Linked DNA regions of Mus musculus: region 2 is linked to region 1. A link is a loop called in an ENCODE intact Hi-C map of the cell type or tissue named here. Cell type or tissue: left cerebral cortex. All regions are shown on one strand. Links, peaks and the distances in the headings refer to the core of each region. The heading gives the core; the rest is flanking DNA. Region 1 holds the start of Slc35f5 (solute carrier family 35, member F5). Region 2 has its middle 14 kb from the start of Actr3.

Region 1 (11,590 bases), core at 1,719-9,718:
GTCTCTCTGTCTTTCTGTGTTTCTGTTTCTTTCTCTCTCAGAGACACACACAAATAAAATGCATCTTAAAAATAAAACAAAATTTGTCACAAATAGCTTCTGTTTGTTGTCTTTGTGAGGGAGGGGGGATGTTGGTTTTGGTTTTTGGCTTTTCAAGACAAGGTTTCTCTTTGTGGCCTTGGCTCTCCTGGAACTTGATGTGTAGACCAAGCTGGCCTCAAACTCAGAAATCTGCCTGCCTGTCTCTGAAGTGCTAGGATTAAAGGTGTGCCCCACCACTATCTGGCTTTTTTTTTTAATAGTCTACCATCACATACTCAAATGAACACTTAACTGACTATAAGAAAACTGATCTACCACTAAACAGAAAAAGTAATACTTAACAGACAAAATTGAAAACTTACAAAAGCAGCAGGCTTCCCTCTAAATCCTCTTGTACACTGTTGCCTCCAAGGCTTCCAAATAATGAAGCCCAAAAGGTACAGAACAAACATGGATGTTTTCGCAAAGGTGCTGAAGAATGGCTTGTTGTACTGCGTGAAGACATACTGTAGAGAGAAATGTTACACAAACAACCTTAAGAGGTTTAAAATCTTGCTACCTGTCTCCATCTTTGCATCTTTAACTCTTAGAAGTCCATATGAGCAGGAAAAGCCAAAGAAAACAAGACATGAAGTCCATCTCTGAATGTTGTATGTGCCTTGCACACAAGAGGTAATATTGTCAAATGAAGCAGCAACAACCATTTAAAAAGGGGCAGGGGTGGGGTTCAGTCTACTGAAAACCTATTATGCAGGAGTATCTGTGTTAGAAGTTAAAGAAAGCTAAAGCAGTCTTCCCAGCTCCTGAGGAGACACATACATGAAGACATGTACTAAGTATCACACAAGGGTTTCAGGGGTCATGGAAGTACCAAAGCGAGAAAAAAACAGGTAGAGGGTTATAGAAGTCTTTGTCTGTCTGTCTGTCTGTCTGTCTGTCCGTCTCTCTCTCTCTCTCTCTCTCTGTGTGTGTGTGTGTGTGTAGGTGCATGTGTTTGTGGGTAGACACGTGTGTGCACATGCTCATGGATACCAGAAGACAAGACCCAGTGTCATCTTTGAACATATCTATTGTGTAAGCCATGGTTTGTCACTGACCTAGAACTCACTGAGCAGACTAGGCTAGCCAATGGTGAATTTTACTTTTTTAATTGTGTGTGTGTTGGTACTGGTCAGCCAATAGCTTGTAGGAGTTGGTTCTCTTGGTTTATTACATGGGTCTATGGGATAAAAACTAGGCAATTGGGCATAGTGGCAAGCACCTCTATCTACTGAACTATATCCAATGGCATCACCCAAAATAGCTGTGCAGCCATTATATGCCTCCTGTCCTGATGTCATAAAGTACCCAATACTACCAAGATATTCTTGCCAAGAAATGAACCTACATCAAGCCCTAACTCTATTTTATATGAAGTGGAAGAACAAATTAAGTGACAGGCTAAGGAAACAATGAGCAAGACCAAGCAGGTGAGGTGTCTCCCAGGACGAATGACCTAATTTCTCTAATACACAAAGGCAAAGCAAACAGGGAGTGGCACACAGTAGAGAGGTGCAACAAAAGTCATGTGGATCTAAGCCTAACTGGGTTGTGTGTGTGTGTGTGTGTGTGTGACCCTGATACGTCAGGAAGAACGTGACTATGAACTAATCAGCATGGGATTTTTAATAAATGATAGTTCATTTTATTAGATGTGGTAATAGCAGCAATTATGCTTTTAAAATAAAAATAATGTGATTTCCAGTGAGATAAGTAGAGAAAAAAAATGATGTAGTCAGAGTTTGCATAAACTATTCCAGGACACCTGGGATGAACATAGTTGATAAGATTAGAAAGACTGACCACTGTTAAAGCGATGCGTCCTGGGGTTTATTACACCATTTTAGTCTCCCCCTTTTCATGTGTATGTCTCTAGTGTGTCTGGGGTGTGCATATGTGTATGGGTACTTGTGTGCACAGGTGTGTGTGCAGATGTCTGAAGCTGATATTCCGTAGCTTTCTCCATTCCTAACTATTTGTGGAGGTAAGGTCTCTCCCTGAACCTATAGCTTGCCGATTCCAACTAGTCTAGCTAGGCAGTTTGTCCCTGGGACCCCTGGCCTCTGTCTTCTGGATGCTGGAATTACAGGAAGCCACCACACCTGTCTGGTTTTTACATAGTTTCTAATGATCCAAACTCTGGTCACTCTGCTCATGGGGCAAGCACTTTGTCCTGAAGTCTGGTATGTTTACTTGACTGAAGATTTAAACCTGTTCTATATACTCTAAGATAACAAGTTTGTAATTTTTTTCACTAAAGCACGTTATGTGTTTAAAAACTAATTTCTTTTCTAGCTCTTTTAGGTATAACGACAGTGGGACACTATACAGAGTCCCAGTATGTAAGAGGAAATGGCCTGGATTAAATAGTGAGTTCCAGACCAGTTTGGGCTACACAAGGATAACCTGCCAAGAGAAAATACTAAAAACTGAATATGCAAAAAGCACCCTAAAATATGTATTCTGCATACAATATACTGCTTCAATAACTTTTCTAACTTTTGGAGATTTGCTAAATTAGAATAAAACTACTGCTCCCATGCTCTAAATCCTTCCTTTGGAGTAGCAGGAGTCGGGGTGACAGAGTCTCACTGTGGGCAGGAACTCACTATGCAGACGAAGCTGATGTGGGAACTCAGGGAGATCTGCCAGCTTCTGCCTCCTGAGCACTGGGATCTAAAGGCAAGCCTAGTTTCGGTCTAAAGCTTTTTATCGGATAAACAAAACAATTTATTTAATGCTGCAAAATGTAAAAGTTAGCTTTAGGAACCCATCAACATGAAAGTGATTTCTCGGAAGCAAAATTATGAAATGTGAATCTAAAAGGTTACAGAATAGTTTTCAAGTGAAAAGCAAAGTGTCTGTGGTATTCCAGAGCCAAATCTCAGAAGGGCAAAAGATTATTTACTCACAAGACATAACCGCAACTATTGGCCTAGCTATAATGTGAGATCCAGGATATCAAATGGTCTGTTCTGACATTTAAAGCCATTTTATAAACATACGTTTATAAAACGTAGATATTTCCTTATGACTGCAATATGTGAAGCCTAAGTGATTAATTCTGAAAATAAAAGTTGTGACAGCCGGATGGCTCAGTAGGTAATGGCTCTTGCTACCAACCCTAATAACATGAATTTGATCCCTGGACCCATAAAATAGAAGGAGAAAACAGACTTCCACAAGTTGCCCTGTGAACAAATAAATAAACAGAATAAACAAAAGTACCCTAAAATACATATTCTGTATACAACATAATGCCTCAATAACTTTTCTAACCTCTAGATATAAATTGTTAAATTATAATTTAATCTACAACTTTTGTGTTCTAAATCCTTGGCACATTTACACACACATACATCTAAATAAATAAGTAAATAAATAAATGTAATAAAAACTATAAACAACAAAATTGTTATCTTCTTCTTACAAGGATCATTAACAAAAAAGAAGTATACAAACTCAAAGTAAAATTAGCTTATAAACTCAAAGTACCACACTACTCCCAATGAGACATCGATTAACAAACAGCTTAACTGAAGCCAAACACTGCAATTTTGATAAAAATGTGTGACTCAGTAAACACACAAGTGTGGATTCACCAGTGTATGCATGTGGATAACAGTGGCTTATACATGAAAAATCTGATGACTTATGTTTATTTTCCAAAAATACCCTCTTTTTCAAATTTATTCTTATGTATCAAGAATCTACTAAGCTATATACCCAGACCCTTACTTTCTACTGTCCCTCAATGTTTGTTCCCTAAAAAACAGTATTTATGAAGAAATAAATTCAATTTTGACTAACACAAAACCACCTTTTATGTAATTAAAAAAAAATCTTCTGAGATATGTTTCCTACAAATGTGAGAAAGCTGTAGGTAGGACTGTAGAAATGGCTCCATGATTCAAAGAGCTTAGTATTCCTTCAGAGTTTAGTCCCCAGTACCCACGTTACAGGACTAACAATTATCTAAGTTCCAAGGACTCAGATGCCCCCTTCTGGCCTCCACAGGCACGTGTGCACACATGTGCATATATAGACACACATACACACAAAGTTTTTGTACCTTCAGAAAACAACAAAGAGCATCCTGTCAATTTTTACTTTAAATGACACTAATTCAGTACCAAAGAAAAACAAAGAATTCAACAATATTTAAAATACTGATGTTAGAAGCATGAAAATACTATAGCTTGACACTATATGTTATCCTACATCATTAGCAAAATCCTCTAGGTCCATGTTAATTCTATCACAGTGCAACATCATTGGTGGAGAAATACATACCGAGGTGAGTTCTGAGGATGCCACCCATATCACATCAACCAGCAGGAGAATCACTATCCCCAGGGCCATTCGCCTGCGCTGACTGAAACCACTGCTCTGGGAATTCACACGGTTCATGATAAACACATAAACCATTTGCAGTCTGTTAGTTTAGAAAACAGAGATCTCATTAGAGCCTCTTTGAGAAGAACCACATAAAAATTAGAAATCCAGCCCAAGGAAACAAGAGACATTTGCTAGTAGTCTCTGCTTTTTACTGATAACATGAGAATTTACCTTGTTGCAAGGGCTTCTCTGAGATCCTCAAATGCAATGCCTGCAAAGCGGGCAGAGCCCAGTCCAAATGGAGGTAAAGAACTCAGCCCACCTAAAACAGCACCACAGAAATAACGCTTAGGGAAAGTTCAAGTGTAAAATCACATCTTTTCCACTCTTCACCTTCAAGGACTATCAAAATGTATGCAACAGAAGCCACCCTGGGGACATGTAGCTTAGTAGTGCAATGCTTGCCTAGCATGCATGAGTTCTTGGGTTGCATCCCAAACACTTCCCAAACTGGGCACAGTGGCACGTGTCTATAATCCTAGCACTTGGAAAGTGTGGGGTGTGGGGGGAGGGGAAACCAGAGAATCAGAAGATCAAAGTCAGTCAGAATACATACTGAGTTCAAGGCCAGCATGGGCCATATGAGACTGTGTCACAAAATAATAACAACAGCAAAACAAATACAAACAAGAAATCCCATGCTAGCGGTGTCGCTCAGCTAGTAGAGTGCGGAACCAGGCCATAAGCCTGGTGTGCTGGTGCATGCCTGTAAGGCAGAAGACAGAAGTTCAAGGTTACCCTTGGCTACAAAGTGATTTTTGAGACCAGTCTCGGATACCTAAGACCTGTCCCCGACCTGACACCTCCCAGCCCCCCAAAAATAAAAGGTTATACTCAAAGAGGTCCTGGGTACCAGGCGGGTAAAAAAAACGAGAGAGAGAGAAGAAGATTCCACATATGGCACATTGAAGAGTGCTGTAAACGGATCCTCGAAGTCTCATAAACAGAACTCTCTAGATTCTCCCTTCAGGACATCCGCCCCTGGCAGTCTAGACACGCGTGTCCTTACCCCCCCATCTCCAGGGGATTCAGCTCGCTGACAGGAAGTGATGTGCGAGGGTCCACTCCCCTCACGTGAGAACCAGGATCATCCTCGCTCCCCACCCGCCCAGTCACGACAGAAAACAGCTGGCACAGGGAAGCCGCCCCTTGGCGAGGGAAAGACATGAGGAAAACCCAGCCTCTTGCCTCGTGAGGGGCGTGAGAACTCTGACCCGTCCTCCCTGGCCGCGGACGCCGGCCCACCGCCTACCTGGCCTTCCTGCCCCTCGATGGAGTCGTGGCGGCACCATGAGCGGCCCCGGCTCGGCCCGCCGCCCAGAGCCGCCGCCTCACACCGCACGCACAGACCCCAGCATCGTGCCCCACAGCAAGCCCAACTTAAGAAGCTGCGCTGCCCCTCGGCTCAAGGCCGCGGCTGTCACAGCACTCGGCCCCGACGGAGGGGAGTGACCCAGGCCACCGGACGGCGCTGGCAGCGAGAGTCCTGGAGGCCCGGATTGCGGCCGCGGCCCAGGCCCCGCCCCCGGCCGGTCAGCCAGCCAGGCCACGCCCACTGCTGGCCAAACAAGCCCATCCCACGGCTGGCCAACCGGCAGGCCCCGCCTCCTGCCCGTCAGCCAGTCAGACTCCACCCCCGACCTATTGACCACCTAGAGCTGCCCTTTGAGCAATTAGCTAGGCGAGATCCCAGTCAAGCTCCGCCCCTGGGTAGCGAACCTGGCAGCGCATCCCGGTAGACAGGAACCGCTCCGGGTACCCTGGACCCCATCCTGGAGACTCTAGGCCCCCAGCTTGTCCACCAACTAGGTGACATCCTCCCCATCACTCAGTGAGTCAACCGGTCAAGCTCAGCTCTCAGTTCGTCCACCCGGCGTCCATTCTGCCTCCTCCCCCAGTTGACAATCCATACCCTAGGCCTGGGTGGTCTGCCCAGAGCCCCGCCCCCCAGACAGCCCGGCAGTCCCCGCCCCTGTCCAGTCAGCTTCAGCGGCCCCGCCCCCTAGCCCAAAGACTGCGGGCGCGCAGGTTACGTCACGCCGGACGCGACTTCGGACCGGGGGAGGGCACGTTTCCTGGTTCTTGTTGCCGTAGTGTGGACGCCAGCCTTGAACAGGCTTGTGGCTTGGAGTCGTGACAGTGGCGCGAAGGAACAGAGAAGGGAAGAGAACAGAGCGGAGAGGGCGGGGATGTCTAGAAGAGGGAGAACCCAGCCCTGGCAAGGCTGCCAGACTTCCCCACTGCCCCGCCCTGAAGCGAAAGCTGACTGCACCATTTCTTCCAGTGTTTAAGCAAGCATTTTCCAGTAGCCCTTTCTAAAATCAGGCAGTGTAGCTTGGCGCCCCGTTGGATTCCTAGATCGTTTTTGTCCGTAAACTAGAGCTTCATTCTTGCAGTTAGAAGTTGTAGACCAGGTTATTCATCTCCCTGGCCCTCACTTTTTTTATGGGAAGAAAAAAACAAAAACAAAGCCATAAAACCATGTGAGTGCCTCGGCTGTATGTTTACACCCAGTATACATACATTCTCAAACAAATCAGTTCAGCCTGTGACACATAAGACCTCCACAGATGCTAACCATGGGTTTTTGTTTTATGGGTATTGAAGCTCCCATAAAATTGAAAAATTGGCCAGGATCCTGATTTATATTTAGATTAACACGAGACTTAAGGCTTCTGTAGCCACAATTGCATTGTTAGCATTTTTATCAAATGAGGCAAGGAAATATTTTTTTCTCATGTAGTCACTGTGTTTCATCCTTCTCTTTTAACTTTGTCTACAAAGTCTTATGACTAAAATTAAGATGGACATTTTGTGATCTGGTCGGATTCTAAAAAACTCCTGGCATCAAACACTTCTAGTCACTGAGAAACCCACTGCTGGAACAGGAGAGATAACTTAGTGGACAAAAGTCCTTGCTGTGCAAGCATGAGGTCCTGAGTTTAGATCCCTAGCGCCCATGTAAAAAGCTGGGCTTGGTCATGTGCACATTTGCAACCCCAGCACGATGAGAGGCAGAGATGGAAGGATCTGTCTTGCTACTTGCCAGACACTTCCGGTTCAGTAAGGAGTAAGGAGAGTGACAGAGCAGGATACCTAATGGTCTCTGGCCTCTGTCTGTACACTCCTGCACACAAACAAACACAACTTGCTTGGTCATTCAGTTAAGAACAAATGATTAAGCATACTGTAGTGGTTTGAATAAGTTTGGCCCAGGGAGTGGCACTATTTGGAGATGTGGCCTTGGAGTAGGTGTGTCACTGTGGGGGTGGGCTTTAAAACACTCTCCCTAGCTTCCTGGAAGTCAGTATTCTCTTAGCAGTCTTCAGATGAAGAGGTAGAATTCTCAGCTCCTCCTGCACCATGCCTGCCTGGATGCTGTCATGCTCCTGCCTTGATGATAATGGACTGAACCTCTGAACCTGTAAGCCAGCCCCAATTAAATGTTGTCTTTATATTGTTGCCTTGGTCACGGTGTCTGTTCACAGCAGTAAAACTCTAACATTCTATCTGTTTTTACCTGTTTAAAATCTGATCCATCCTCTTTCTAAGTATTGGCTGGCTCCATCAACTCCCAAGAAAGTGCGCCGTCTTTAAAAGGAAAGGGAAAAAACTTATCATTCAGAGTACATAGCCACAGTGTAGCAAGTACTTGAAGTTACTGTACTACATAGTAGGTATTTGGTTATACCCATACACCATATTATTCCAGCACAAGCTTTTCCGTCTTTTAACATCTGATATAGTGAATCAGTCAAGATCAAGAGTCAAGGCCATACATGATGGCATATGCCTTTAATCCCAGTGCTTTAATTTCAAGGTCTACCTAGTCTACATAGTGAGTTACAAGACAGGTAAAGCTATATAGTGAGATGAGAGAGAGGGAGAGAGGGAAGGAGGGAGAGAGAGAGAGAGAGCCAGCCTGGAAACTACTATGAGGACCAAGCTGGCCTTGAAATCACATAGATCTGCCTGCCTCTCCATCCTGAATGCTGGGATCAAAGGTATGTGCTACCACACACCCAGCACATGGGTTTTAGTTCTGAAAACTTATTATAGAATATTGAGGATTATTTACAGTGTGCCTTAGATTCTCCATATATAAATATGGATTGCTTAAAATGACAGCACCTACACACAAGCTACTACTATTACTACGTATTCCTAGAGCATCTGCTAAAGGACAGTGGTGACAGTGTTTGTGTGTGGAATAAAATCATTCTAGGTAGATTATTTTCATGCACTCTCAAAACTAATTTAACTATTCCAGTAATATTTTCCTCCAGCTGTCTTAGGGAAATTCTCTAAGAGTGCTCCATAAAACCAGGCTTATCTGGCTAGATAGTTTGTTTTGTTTTTGTTTGGGTTTTTTGTTTTGTTTTGTTTTTTGTCAGCTTGGCACAATCCAGGATTATCTGAGGGAGCTGGGAAAGTGCCCCCATCAGATTGGCCCTTAGGGTATTTTCTTAATGACTGATGTGAGAAAGCACAGCCCACTGAGAGCAGTGCCACTCCTGGCGCATGTGGTCCCTTGGTTGTATAAGAAAACTGAGGGGTATGCCAATAAGCAGCACTTCTCCATGGCCTCTGCTTCAGTTCCTGCCTCCAGGTTCCTCCCCTGCTTGAGTTCCTGTCTTGGCATCCCTCAGTGATAGACTATTGTCTTAGTTAGGATTTTCATTGCTGGGAAGAGACACCATGACAAAGGCAACTCTTATAAGGACAACATTTAATTGGGGCTCGCTTACAGGTTCAGAGGTTCAGTCCATTATCATCAAGGCAGGAAGCATGGCAGTGTGCAGGCACACATGGTGCTGGAGGAGCTGAGAGTTCTACATCTTGTTCCGAAGGCAGCTAGGAGAAGACTGATTTCCAGGAAGCTAGAAGGAGGGTTTCTCAAAGCCCACCCCAACAATGACACACTTCCTTCAAGAAAGCCACACCTCCTAATAGTATCACTCCCTGAGCCATGCTTATTCAAACTACCACAACTATGAGGTAGGCATGTAAATAAACCCTTCCTCCTTATCAAAACAGTAGAAATGTAACCAGAACAGTGGTCCTGCTATGGTTTTTTTACAACAGCACCAGCCTGACTGTGTTGGTGGGTTTTATGTCAACGAGACACGAGCTTGAGTCACCTGAGAGGTAGAAACTCTAATTGAGAAAATGTTTTTATAAGATCGGCTATAGGCAAGAGTGCAGGGCATCTTTCCTATTAGTGATTCATGTGGGATGACCCGTCCTATAGTGGGTGGTGCATCCTTGGACTGGTGGTTCTGGATGCTACAAGAAAGCAGTCTGAGCAAGCCCTGAAGGGCAAGCTAGTCAGCAGCATCCCCCATGACCTCTGCATCATCTCCTGACTCCAGGTTCCTGCCCTGATTGAGTTCTTTTGGTGATGAATCCTTGGATGATGAACTGTGATATGGGCCATGGCATTTTATCACTGCACTAGTAATCCTAAGACACTGATCAATTCAGGCATTTTTGCCCCATTTTTACTCAGATTAAATCCTCAGTCATTTAAAAGTCTTGGAAAATAACTGTTGTCTAGTCTAGTAACCTCAAGTCCTGGGGTTTTTGTTTGTTTGTTTTTCCTTCAGAGAGTTAGGGATCAAACTTAAAGTTTGCATATGCTAGGCAGAATCACAACCATCTGTAATGTCTACTTATGGCTGTTCTCAAACTCCTGGACTCAATCCTTCCTGCTATAGAGTAACTGGATCCACCCTGTATATACCACCATTTCTGGCTGGCTTCATCTCTTAATTATATGGGAGATAGGTCTTAGAAACGTGTCATTGCCTTTCCCTTCCCACCAAATGTCAATGGTGTGCTTTCAGTCTTCATTCCACAACAACAAGGATTCTCATTTTGTTTTCCATTATGCAGAATAGCAGCAGTTACTAAGCTGGTAGTCACTATTTCTTAAGTGAACTTGAGCATCCTTTGCCCCTTGATCATTCCAGCATAATGAATCACTTTCTTGTCTCCATTCCTATCTGCTTGTAGCTCTTTACCTAACTTCATGGGCTTGATCTTTTTATTCATTTCCTTTTTACTCTCCGGAGTTGATCACTCTAAAAGGTGAAAATTGTGAAATTTATCATAATTTGCTAAGATCCATCTGGTATTGAGTGTAACCCCTTTCAAAACATTCCCAGAAATGCAATCCAGAAAATGCAATCCTCCCAAACTATTTGTGCCATAATATAAAATCAAATTTGTGTGTGTCCAGCCTTGTCCTCCATTGCTAGCCAGTCTACCAGTCTCAAAGGCTACAATTTAAGTTCAAGGCCTAGGAAGCTACAGATGATTCTGCCCGGAGACATTAGGCCTCTACGTTGACAGTTGAACCTACTTTTAAATCCATGAATCCCAAATATGGGAAAAAGTGCACAACCAAATGCAAAGAAACAGAGATATTGACAGTCCTTTTACCTATAGGTTACATGCCATGGATCTAACTAGACACAGATATAAAATGCCCAGAAAAATTACACCGGTGTTGAACATGTGAAGACTTTCTCTTACTGTCATTTCCCCCTAAGCAATATGATATAAAAACTGTTTCTATTTATATTGCTGGAAAGATGGGTTATAGGGGAAAATACTTGCCATGTAAGCACAAGGATCCAAGTTCTATCCTCCAGAACCCACATTTAAAAAAGAAAAAGCTATACTCAACAAAACTGGAAAACCTGGACGAAATGGACAAATTTCTGGACAGATACCAGGTGCCAAAGTTGAATCAGGATCAAGTTGACCATCTAAACAGTCCCATATCACCTAAAGAAATAGAAGCAGTTATTAATAGTCTCCCAACCAAAAAAAGCCCAGGACCAGATGGGTTTAGTGCAGAGTTCTATCAGACCTTCAAAGAAGATCTAATTCCAGTTCTGCACAAACTATTTCACAAAATAGAAGGAGAAGGTACTCTACCCAACTCATTTTATGAAGCCACTATTACTCTGATACCTAAACCACAGAAAGACTCAACAAAGATAGAGAACTTCAGACCAATTTCTCTTATGAATATCGATGCAAAAATCCTCAATAAAATTCTCGCTAACCGAATCCAAGAACACATTAAAGCAATCATCCATCC
Region 2 (11,590 bases), core at 1,457-9,456, 110 kb after region 1:
AATGTACATACATATAGTACACATATATACATTTTACGTGCATACAGTATATAATAACATATATATTGCTCTGGAGCAGAGAGTGACCCTGAGCTTCTGAATCCATTGTGTCTGAGATCGGAGCTTATAGACAGTACCATTATGCCCGGTTATCTGGTGCTGGGGATAAAATCCAGTGCTCTGTGCAGTTTCTCAGTTTCACTGCATCCCAGTACCAATTTTTCCCCCCAAAGCCTGTCTCCAAGGATGGTTACTCATAGGCCATTTAAATTATTGCTGTGTGAATTATTACATTATTTGGCTTATTAAATGCCTTTGCATCAGGAAAGGTTCTGTTATGGCAGAGAGAGCAAGTTTCCTAGGGAGATCCATAGGGGTCTTCAGGGGGCTTGTGATGTTGAATGCATTCTAATACAATTCTTTTGATGGTTGGCCCTCTGTGCAAGCAAAGCCACTTGGGGTTATTTTAAGCTCTGCGTGGGCATCATGCCTCGTAAAGGCTCCTCCATCCCCTGTGGCTCCCCTACTGAAGGGGGGATTGCTAAAGAATGAAGACAAGAACTTAATGAACAAGGCTCAGGGGAAAAATAAGCATTCCTTTGTACTCATTTCAATAGCATGTTCCTTAGTGACTGTATCTGGCAGTACTTACATGAACCCTTCTGGGTCATGGTAATTATTTTGCTCTTTGCCTACATCTTGCTAGGTATTGTTCCAGTGTGTGGGATGGGGTATTGTTGAGGCAGGCAAGCACCTGCATCTGGCTTCACAGACTCGCATCTCTAAACAATAAGATAGTTGTCTCTACCCCTAGCAAAAATGAAATTGAGACAGTTTCTATTCAAGTATATTACCAACATATCCAACAGGGGAAAAAAACAAAAACAAAAACAGCTGACCCAGCCTAAAGTGGTCTTAGGTGCATAGGCAACAATGAAGCTGTGAGAACCTCTTAGGGAGAACCCCTTTTTACCTTCTGTGTATGCATAATTGGGTGTGTATGTGATTAAAATCCAGTATTTTATGGGAAAGGATAATCAAGGTAGGAAAATGTATGTGTGATCTAATCTATCAACCAAAATAGAGAATGAGCTAAGCTTCACCCCTTAGGATTCAGTTCTTCCTTTTGTTGAACTCCATAAAGAAATGTAATTGGGATCCTTCAACATGCTCACTCGGTGACTCACTGAGTCATGACAGCATTTCCCTTTCTGGTCTGTGAGTCCTATTTTCAATCCTTGCATAGAAGGCCAAGAACCTGGGACCACCTGACCCATGCCCTGACCACTGGTAACACTGTCAGATCAGAATCTTTCTCAGGTCGTCTGCTTGAACCATTTAAAAGAGTTATAAAGATGTTGCAAGGCAAGAAAGTCAGACTGATACAAGGGGGTCCCCAGATGGAAGCTACAGAGCTGGCCCAGTGATTGAGACCACTGGCTGCTCTTACAGAGGAATCCATCAATTCCCAGCGTCCACAGAGTAGCTCACAACTGTCTGGAGCTCTAGTTCCATGGGATGTGACTCTCTCTTCTGACCTTCATTGGCATGAAACACACATGAAGTTCATAGACATGCATGCAAGGAAAACACTCAGATACATCTGGAAAAGAAAATTAAAGAATTAAGAGTCATAAACATATAGCATCAGTATAATTGCAAATTATAAGTAGAGAGACTAAAACAGTGTCCTAATGATCAGAGAACACAGGAAGTTATTGGTTTTCAGGGTGATTAGGCTGCACTGAGATATGGAGAGAAAAAAAAAATCAGTGAAGGCATGAGAGTAAGGAAGAGTTCATCACCCAAAGGTAGAAACTCATTCTAGGTACCTAGCTTACAATGTAGACATGAGCACTCCCCAATGGACTATTTTCTTGCTTATTGCCAGCACATCTCCCATCTTGTTTTTCTTCCAACCACCTGTGTGCACACATTAGTGTGCACACCCATTAGTGTGCACACCCATGTGTGCAAGTCTGGAGGACAGAGGTCAAGGTCAGGTGCCTTCCTCAGTCACTCTCCACCTTTTCTTTTGAGGCAGGCTCTTGCATGGAACCTGGAGCTCTCTGGCTCAGCTAAATTGGCTGCCCAGCGAACCTCAGGGATTCTCCTCTATGCCTCCAGTGCTGGAGTGACCATGGCCCTACCATCCTGGGAGCTGGGCTTCTTAGCTCAGGTTTCTTCCCCACAGAGTCATCTCTGCAGCGCAGCTTCTTTGTTGTGCACAGCTCACTCCTGCATCTGTTTGGGAACTGCATTTGGTAATGGCTGCTGTTACCTGCATGGTTGAATGTTGTGTCTCAAGAAGGGAAATTATGTTGGATATTAGAGTTATTTGAATATTTGTTGTTTTTCTGTCTCTATTAATAGGCTCTTCCTGTCTATTACTCCAAAGCACTTAGTTCTAAAAAAAATAGGCAAAGATAATAGGAAATAAACAAAGAAGAGGTCATCAAATCTACAGACAGAAGGAACGTGTAGGCTCAGGGATTAGCTTACAAGTGTTGTCTTTCCTATGCTGTCTGCTCATCATTTGAGGTAGGGACCACTTTGGGGTGCTTTTATTTACTCCCTGTATCATTATGTGGAAAAAAGATAACTATATATTTCAGAAATTATTTTAACACTGTAAAGATAATCTCCCTGAGTAGGAGAGATTTGTCACCAAGCTTTAGTTCAGTCCCCGGGACCAGTATGGTGGAAGGAGAAAAGGATTCCAGAAATTTTAGTTGTCCTTAGTTCTTGCTCATAAGTGTGTGGTATGTACACACTCCTCACTCTCCCATGGTAGATAAATGTAATAAAACAAGAATAGTTGTGCTTCAAAGTGATATTTTCCCTTGTTCATAAAGCTTATATGGGTAGCTAAATGGAAAACTGCTCCTTGTCTTTAATCCAGTTGAAAGTTTTAAAAATAATTTTTAAGGCAAGTGTGCACATGCTTGTGTGTGTGTGTGTGTGTGTGTGTGTGTGTGTGCATGCATGTGTCTGTGTGGTATGTGTGGATATAGTGTGTGTCTGTCTATGTGTGTATGTATGCCTGTATAATGGTTTATGTGTATAGTTGTGTGTGTGTAGAGTGTGTATTTGTGTGTCTAGTGTGTACATATATGTGAATGAACACACTTGTGTATGTATGTCTGTGTGTATGTGGGTAGTGTGTGTGTTCACATAGCAAAAACTTTTTTGGTGAGACCTGAATTAGAATATGTAGGAGATACTTACCACTACTAATTACAGACATCTGCAATAATTAGTCTTTGAAAGAAAGAATTGTATTTTGCTTCATCTTTGCTCTTTCAGAAATGGAAATAATAAAAGCTTGTAGAATTATGAAAATACAAATTTATATAATTATTATCACAAAATGAGGCCAAAAGCCTACTGAGATCTAATGAGGTTGTTGTGGCTATAATTATCTAGTTAATTAATGCAATTCAGTCACCTAGACATTGTTACTGCACATCAAGTATGTGCATGCACTATCATCCTAGGCTCCAAAAGCACAGAGATGAGCCATGGTCTCTCACTTCAGAAGGTTATTAAAAGCAGAGAGGAAGACCCAACTATAGAGCTGTGGGCAGTGACTAGCAGCAGCGTGCCAGAAGTAGGTCAAAGCAGGGATGTCCCAGGGGTGGAGGTCAGCAGTCTCCAGTCTCCTGGTCCCCAGATCTGGCAAACCCAAGTCTGAAGCTCTAACCCAGAGCAAACTCCAGACCCAAGGCCACTTTTAGCTGCATCTTCTTGTTGTCCAACTCTCGGCTTTCTGCTCATTCCCCACTCAGGGACTCTTCCTACATTAAAGAAGTCACTTAGTCTTGTGGATTATACTTCTCTCAATACTTGCCCCCACCCCTTCCCCAATGTCTGCTGTGGTACTGATGCTCATCATCTCTGGGGTTCTGAGAACATACTCTCCTCCTGGGTCTCTCTGTGTCCTGTGTTGACCTGTTCCTATGCAACTTTCCATTAGCAAAGGGCTCTGCTTTTAAAGTATTCTATCCACATTGCCAGAACCTTCTACAGATTCTCATTTCCTACACATAGTGTAAACCCCAAACCTGGATGTACCTCTGAATTGATAGTGAAAGTTCTTTAAGGTTTTTATTAGTATATATGAATTATGTATAATAATAGGTTTCATTATATTTCATATCATACATCTACACAGTGTGCTTAGATCATACCCACCTATCCCACTCCCCTTGGGTGTCCCCCATTCAAGCTAATCTCTATCTTCTTCCCAAGGAGTCCCCCTTCTACTTTCATGTCTTTCTATGTGACCCAGTGAGTTTCACTTAGTCAAGTTACTTATCCCTGGGTTCAGCACCAAGCAATGTCTGTCCCTTCCTCATGGGGTCCCAAATGACAAACCAAACTTGAGCCTACCAAAATTCATCCAGGAGAGCCAATGAATTTATTGGGATGACTTACAAAACATGAATTAGTGGTTGTTAACAGGACTGAGGGTGACCCCAGAGCAGTCTCACTGGTGGATGGTAGCTTCCCATAGCTGCATAGATAGTGACCTCTTTTCTTTGTCTCCTCAGCCTATGTGTTCCAGCCCCTTCTAAGACTCCAAAGCTACATGCAACTAGGGCAAAATTTCATACAGATGGTGGGAGGAGTGGCTGGAACCTCAGATGAAGTTCAAAAGACCACCCAACCCTTCCTTCTTAAGGGAACATCAATAGTCAAGGAGTAATGATCCTGTGCAAGCAGACACAATTTGTCTTATGTTCAGCCTGGAGGGTGGTGCCATACGAGAGTTATTTAAAGGAACGTGTATGAAAGGGGCAGTTTGCAGGAGAATGAGCATTTTGCCAATAGCTACACCTCTGGAGAAAATGTCCGTCCCTTCCTCAACAACCATCAACTTGCCTATAGATCCTCAGGGAGGGGTGGGACCTTTAGAGCCCTACCCTGATGCATGATGGGATGTTGACAGGCCCAATCTTGTTCAGGTCTCAATAGGGAATTTTTTTTTTAAACATCAATTCTTTCTGAAGCAAAATTTCCAGAAGTGGGCCTGGCCAATCTGTGTTAACAGTTTCTCCAGATGGCTCAATACTGGCAGCCTTGTCTAGTTGGAAAGCAGGGTTTTGGAGTCACAGTGTGAAACTCAAACTTAGCACACAAGGTCTTTCATATGACTCTTCCTTGGTACACGCCCTACATAGTCAGACTTGTAACTCATCAACTGTGTCATTCCGCAGTGCTCTGGAACTACCCTTCTTCTTCCTATCCACCGCAGGAAGCATGCCCTATGCCTCCTTTGATATTCTCCCATCTCTCATCTGAGTGGCCCCTACTTCTCAGCCCGATGTAAATCCCCTCTTACAGTGCTCCTCTGTCTCTGTCCCTCTGTTTCTCTTGCTGAACTTTGACTCCTTTGGGGTGGGGCTGTAAATTACTCATGTTCTTAATTGTGGTACCCACCCTGATTCCTGATTCATAGCTGGCACATTACATAAATACATGAATGAGCAGAGAGCTTGTTACACTAAGACCAGGCATTGACTGTGTAAGAAGTGGTTCCTCTTGAACTGAATACTTAGGAAGTTTCTAGTAGATTCTAGTGAGCCTAGCTAGCACAAGCTCATCAGCATAGAGTTGACGGGGAACCCAAAGTACACAAGTGTTTCTCCATAAGTATAATTGTTACTTTTCCTCAGTGTGGGGTTGATGGATTCATTAAACATTTAGATTATTGTAGTGTTTGGGAGATGCCCAATGTTTTTATTTTTCATTTGCTTTGGCATTCATTTAAGGATCAGCCATATAAAATGTACATTTTTATTTTCCCCCAAAGTAGACCTTTTTTAATTTTATGTTTTTTTCTAGTAAAAATGTTACGAAGCCCCAACCACTATGCAAGAAATCAATATTTAATTGTACTATTTTACTGTAGTATATAAACTGAAATGGAATTTTAGTTACAGATTCAGTTTTTTTTTTGACTATGTGTCTATGTTTTGGCAGGGGACTGTATGAATGCAGATGTCCTCAGAATCCAAAAGAGAACACAAGAGCTGCAGGGGCTACAGGTGGAGTCAGTTGTGAGCTGTTCTTAATGACTGATCCATCTCTCCAGCCCCTGGAGAGACATGATTATGGACTCTTGTGATGGTTAAAGTGTTGACAACTTGACAGAACCTGGAATTACTTAGGAGATGAGCTTCCAGTCCTGTTTCAGGGCATGCCTATGAGGGATTATTGTAATATGTTAATGGAGTGGGAAGACGCATTGAGCTGTGATTGGTTCCCCTCGGGAGGCGGGGAATCACTGACTATAGCTGAACAGGAGCATCATTGTTCCCTGGTCCTGATTAAAGATCCTATGTGACCCGCTGCTTCAAGCTTCCTTAGCTTCTACACCATGATGGGCTGAACTGTAAGCCAAAGTCAGCCCCTTTCTCTGAGTTGCTTTTGTCATAGCAACAGACAATTTATTCTGTATTTACTTGGTTTTCATTATTTTTCTTTTGATAATAATATTTGTTTTTACTTTTGTGACCCTCCTTTTCTGTCCTTATGGTTCATTTTGGTGGGAAGAGCGGTAGGGATGGTATCTAGACTCAAGTTTGGCCAAGTGGAGCTTCAATATGGGGCTCAAGAAGGATATTTCTTCCAAGTTGGCCAAGGGTTCATCCTGCATCTCTGTTGGGGCACTGAAAAACAAGTGTACTCTTCAAAGTCAGGGCTGATTACCTGGTAGAAGCTGACCCACTGTTGTCAGTATGAATAAAGCTATCAGAGAGACAAACCAACAAGGCAAACAAAGCCAAGAGAAAGAGGGCATCTGTGGCCTGTGGATGTGGCCCAGTTGGTATAGTGCTTGCCTGACAGGCACCAGGACATGAGCTCCATTCCCCTGTACCAAGTAAGCCAGACATGGAGGTGCATGTTTGTGATCCCAGCACTTGCAAGGTAGAAGTAGGAGGAGGAGGAGAAGAAGTTTACGATCATTTTTGGTTACATAGCAAGTCCAAAGCCAGCCTGGGTTACATGAGATCCTGCCCCAAAACAAACTAACAAACAACAATGTGTAGTGTTTGAATAAGGATGCTCCTCATAGACTCATATATTTAAGAAATGTTAGTTCTTAGTGGCACTATTTGAAAGGATTAGAAGGACTAAGAGATGATGGCCTTTTGGAAGAAGTGTGTCACTGAGGATGGGCCTTAAGGTTTCAAAAAGCCATTTTTCTCTGTGTGTGGATCAGGTTGTAGCTCTCAGCTACTTCTCCAGCACCATGTCTGCCATGCCTGCTGCCATTGTGATGATACATGACCTGACCTCTGAAACTAGAAGCAAGCCTCCAATTAAATGCTTTTTTTTTTTTTTTTTTTTTTTTGATAAGAGTTGCCTTGGGCATGGTCTCTTTGCAACAAGTTCGACAGTGACTAAGACACAAACCAAAAGAAAAGGTCAGATTCTGAAACAACCTTTGAGCCTTTGTTTCTATACAGCTGTCCTACATGCTGTGTTTCTATCAGAATTTATACTTGCTTGAGCAATATGTCCTCAAAAGAAAATAATTGTTGTTTTTTTTTAAATAAATTAAGTTCTGCATGTTTATATCTGAGTGGTGTGCATGAGGCTGTGGAGTGTCATTCTTGACCACACCCCACTGTGTTTAGTCAAAGTCTTTGAATTGAACCTAACTTGTCTAGCTAATGAATTTGGTCTGGGGGCCTTATCTCTCCTTCCCAAGTGCTGGGATGGCAGGCAGCTGACACACTTGCCTGGTTCATCTTAGGGATCCAGACTCAGGTCCTCATGGTTGCAAAAGGTCTTTATCTGCTGAGTCACCTCCTCAGCCTTCTTTTTTATTTTTAAGATGTTCTGTGGTTGCTTTTTATTATTTTATTTTATTTTATTTTATTTTATTTTGCTCACTTACTATTAAATATATCATGTCCACTAAGACAGTACTCCAGACTTTATATAACTGTAGAGTCTGGTGTTTTCCAGAAGCAGTATAGGGAATTCCAGTGTGGGTTTTGATGCTACAGAACTTCACTTGTTCATTACATGACCTTAAGTCACTCAGTACTCTTTGTACTCTTGATATTCATTTCCTCATTTGGATATGATGCCCCTTCTACAAAACTACTGTTCTGTGGAATATTCTAGAACATCCAACTGATACACTGTTAAAGCATTCAACTGACATAAAAGGATTTTCATTCCTTGAATATGAATACTATTGTGATGCAGACCGCATCAGAGGCTGGGCTAGGCAAAAATTAAAAATTGAAATTAAAAGTAAATAAGTAGGAGACAGGCTGATAAACTTTATGTTGGTTAAACCCCAAAGGATAGTTGAATTTATCATATTACTATGATTAGCTTCATCTCTAATTGGGATACTTGTTCCTGAAATGTTAGGATTGCTACAAGATGTCAAATTACTAAAAAATGAAAATAGATGTACCAGAAAAAAAGTACTCACATTCAGTCTTGCTTGTCATACTAGAACCAAGAGGAGAAGCCTGAATGTGTTATATCTTCCATTTTTAATCCTTGGTACGACTGACTTTATACTCCAGTGGGCTCCACGGAGACAATTTTATATACTTTGGAGCACTCTTTGATCATGTTCACCTCAAGCTGTAGCATTTTTATATTTATAGTGTGTGATGAAACCCTTGTCCCTGGGCATGCTAGGAAAGGTCTTCACAGCTGAGCTGAATGCTCTTCACTCGTGTGTTTTGAAGATAATAACCTAAGACAGAGGTGGGGGAAAAGCAATAAGAATTTAAAACTCTGACCCAGTTTAAAACTAGGAGTAGTTTTTGGTAAGAATGGCAGAAAGTGTTACATGGAATGAAAATGTTGGGATAGCCACTTTTGGGGTGGGGGGCCTCTCTGCTGCATGGGGCTGTTGCTTTAGGCTTCAGTAAATCAAAAAATTAGGCCATGGTGGAATCTCAAAAAACTAATGACGTAATTCTTTATTTAAATTTTTTCAGTGTGTGTGTGTGTGTGTGTGTGTGTGTGTGTACATGCATACAGGTGTCTGTGGAGGCCAGAAGAAAGTGCCCAAGTACTTGGAGCTGGAGTTATAGGTAATTATGAGCTCCCTGACATCAGTACTGAGCAAAAGTCAGGTCTTCTGCAGGGACAGCAAGTGCTTTAAACCAGTGAGCCATCTCCCCAGCCCCTAATTTTATTTAAATTAAATTAATTAAGTAAAATATATTAAAATTATTGTAGATATTCTAGGGCATTCTTGAATGCCCTTCCAATCAAGTCACCTACAACTAAAGAAAGTCATTGCAACTTACTGTTTATGTTTTCTCTTTCATTCAAATCTGTACTTTCTACTCTGGATACTAATATGTACTAATGTTAGTAGCCTGGGCCGGGGAGATGCTCAGCAGTTAAGAGTACTTGCTACTCTTGGAAAGGACCCAGATTCAGTTCCCAGGACCAGAGTTGGGCAGTTCACCTGTAACTCCACCTCCACACTTTCCTGGCTTCTGCAGGCACTGGACTCACATGCATGAACCCAAGAAAACACACTCATACACATAATCAGAAATAAAAATAAGTCTAGAAGAATATCCAAAGTTATTTTTACAAATTGAAAATATATTAATGGCTTTCTTCTAAAACAAATCAAGCTTGCTCAACACAATTATCCTAAATGCATCCTGTGTTTATATAGTACAATTTCATGGGCTTTGAATTTGTGTAGCTTTTTATTATTTCATCAATCAACTCCCAATTAGACTGTTACAAAGTAAACACATATTGACTTTAAAATTATGCAATACAATAATGAAAAATTGAATAATCTCTCCCTCTAATTCTAACCCTCTAAGCTTCCATTGCGTGGTGTGACTCTTCTATAACACTTTTATGCTAATACCATATGTAAACATATCTACATACAGATCCCACCCTTCCTTTCTCTCTTCTCCATCCCCCATCCTTCTTTGTGCATTCTGCCAAATATTAGCTCATAGTGAAAATATTGTGAGTTCATAATCTGATGGCCTATGTTGTAGGTATAGCCTGGAAAATATGTTTTTTGCTGAATACTGGGAGATTTTTAACACAGAAACCCTGGGGCATCTTATTCTATGTGGCTGTATGGTGATAACATTGTCAATGTTGTGTGGGCTTTATGATTCAATTGTGCCCAAAGGCCCAATCTCTAATGCTATATGCTCTAATGTGGATCGTGGCAAGATCAGAATACTTCAATTCTAAATTCCTGCAAATCCAATATCTGGTCAGTTTGAGTGGCATAAATAGGTATTCCAATACTTAGGTGGCAGGGGTTGGGCATATCAGGAGTTCAAGGACAATCTCAACCATAATACATATCAAGTTCACAGGAATCCTTGGGGTACATGTTTCACTGAATCAAAAACAGCTCCCCACTCCATGTACAAAAAATATTTGGGATGATGGGGCTTAGAATTAAATGTCAATTCAACATGATTCCTGTATTCCCTGTTATGCATTCTTTCACTGATCCATCTTTCAATATTTATCACTCGTGACCATTTCAGTTTATATCTAACATTCCTTAGTAACATGGTGGGGTTTTTAATTTATCTTTATTGTGGCATTATCAATCATATTCATTTGCATGTAACCTGAATTTCATACTACAGTGGCTTAAATACTAGGGGTTTAATTTTTTTCCCATATAACTCTGGAGGTAGGTAATCCAGGGCTAATAAGACATTTCATGGTCATGAAGGAACTACATTACTTCTAATTATCTTTCTTAGGAGTGCCTTCCAGTCCCATGGTCTGTGTCTCAATTACGGTTATTCTTGCCGTGATAAGACACCATGATGAAAAATAACTTGAGAAGAAAAGTCATTTTGCTAACAGTTTCATATAGTAGTTCATCATTAAAAGCAGTGAGGGCAAGAACTCAAACAGGGCAGGAACCTGGAAGCAGGAGCTGATGCAGAGGCCATGGAAGAAAACTACTCACTGGCTTGTTCCTTATAGCTTGCTCAGCCTCCTTTCTTATAGAATTCAGGACCAGCAGCTCTGGGTTGTCATCACCCATAATGGACTGGACCCCATAATAACCCATAAATCACCAATTAAGAAAATGTCCTATTGTCTACAGCCAGATCTTATGAAGGCATGTTCTCAATTGAGCATCTGTCCTCACTGGTGACTCTAGCTTGTGTCAATGTGACATAAAACTAGCCAGCGTAGTCAGCTTACCATCTCTGATGCTGAAATCTCTGATGGCTGAAGATGTCATGTCCTTTATCTACCTCCAGGTAAGAAGTAGAGGCTCTAAAGCAAAATGACTTTCTCCTAAGTGACTCAGCCCACTTTATAGATTTTTCCCCCTAAGCTCCACCCAAGTGGCTTTACTTACATCTCATTGGCTACAGCTTACTGGCTACACCCATCCGTAGGGGAGTTTGCAGAAGGCAGTGTCCTGGTTTCCCTTCCATTGCTGTGATAAAACACTGACCAAAAACAACTGAGGAAAGGAAAGGGTTTGTTTCAGTTTACACTCTCAGGTCAGAGTCCATCACTGAGGAAAGCTAGGGTAGAAATTCAAGGCATGAACTCAAAGGCAGGCTTGCTATAC

What was found. Peaks named below come from ENCODE experiments on the same cell type or tissue, not always from the same donor. Only the 100,000 strongest peaks of a DNase experiment are listed, where the experiment ranks them.
Region 2: it touches region 1 in a loop (4-fold over the local background); 2 of 42 quality-filtered maps call a loop at or near these places.

What each region holds. Positions count from the first base shown.
Region 1 is chr1:125,555,426-125,567,015 of GRCm38, reverse strand. It overlaps Slc35f5 (solute carrier family 35, member F5), which reads right to left and starts at 6,014. Exons shown (of 16, transcript NM_028787.5): 1 at 5,732-6,014; 2 at 4,651-4,741; 3 at 4,375-4,516; 4 at 405-548. The coding sequence starts at 5,771. In left cerebral cortex, for the core only: a CTCF peak has its summit at 4,097 (motif pointing left); DNase peaks (open chromatin) are centred at 5,623, 6,121 and 6,525; H3K4me3 peaks cover 2,163 bases; H3K27ac peaks cover 1,976 bases.
Region 2 is chr1:125,444,279-125,455,868 of GRCm38, reverse strand. No RefSeq gene overlaps it. Among named protein-coding and RNA genes, the nearest start is that of Actr3, 14 kb to the right of the region's middle. In left cerebral cortex, for the core only: no CTCF peak of the experiment used is centred there; a DNase peak (open chromatin) is centred at 5,099.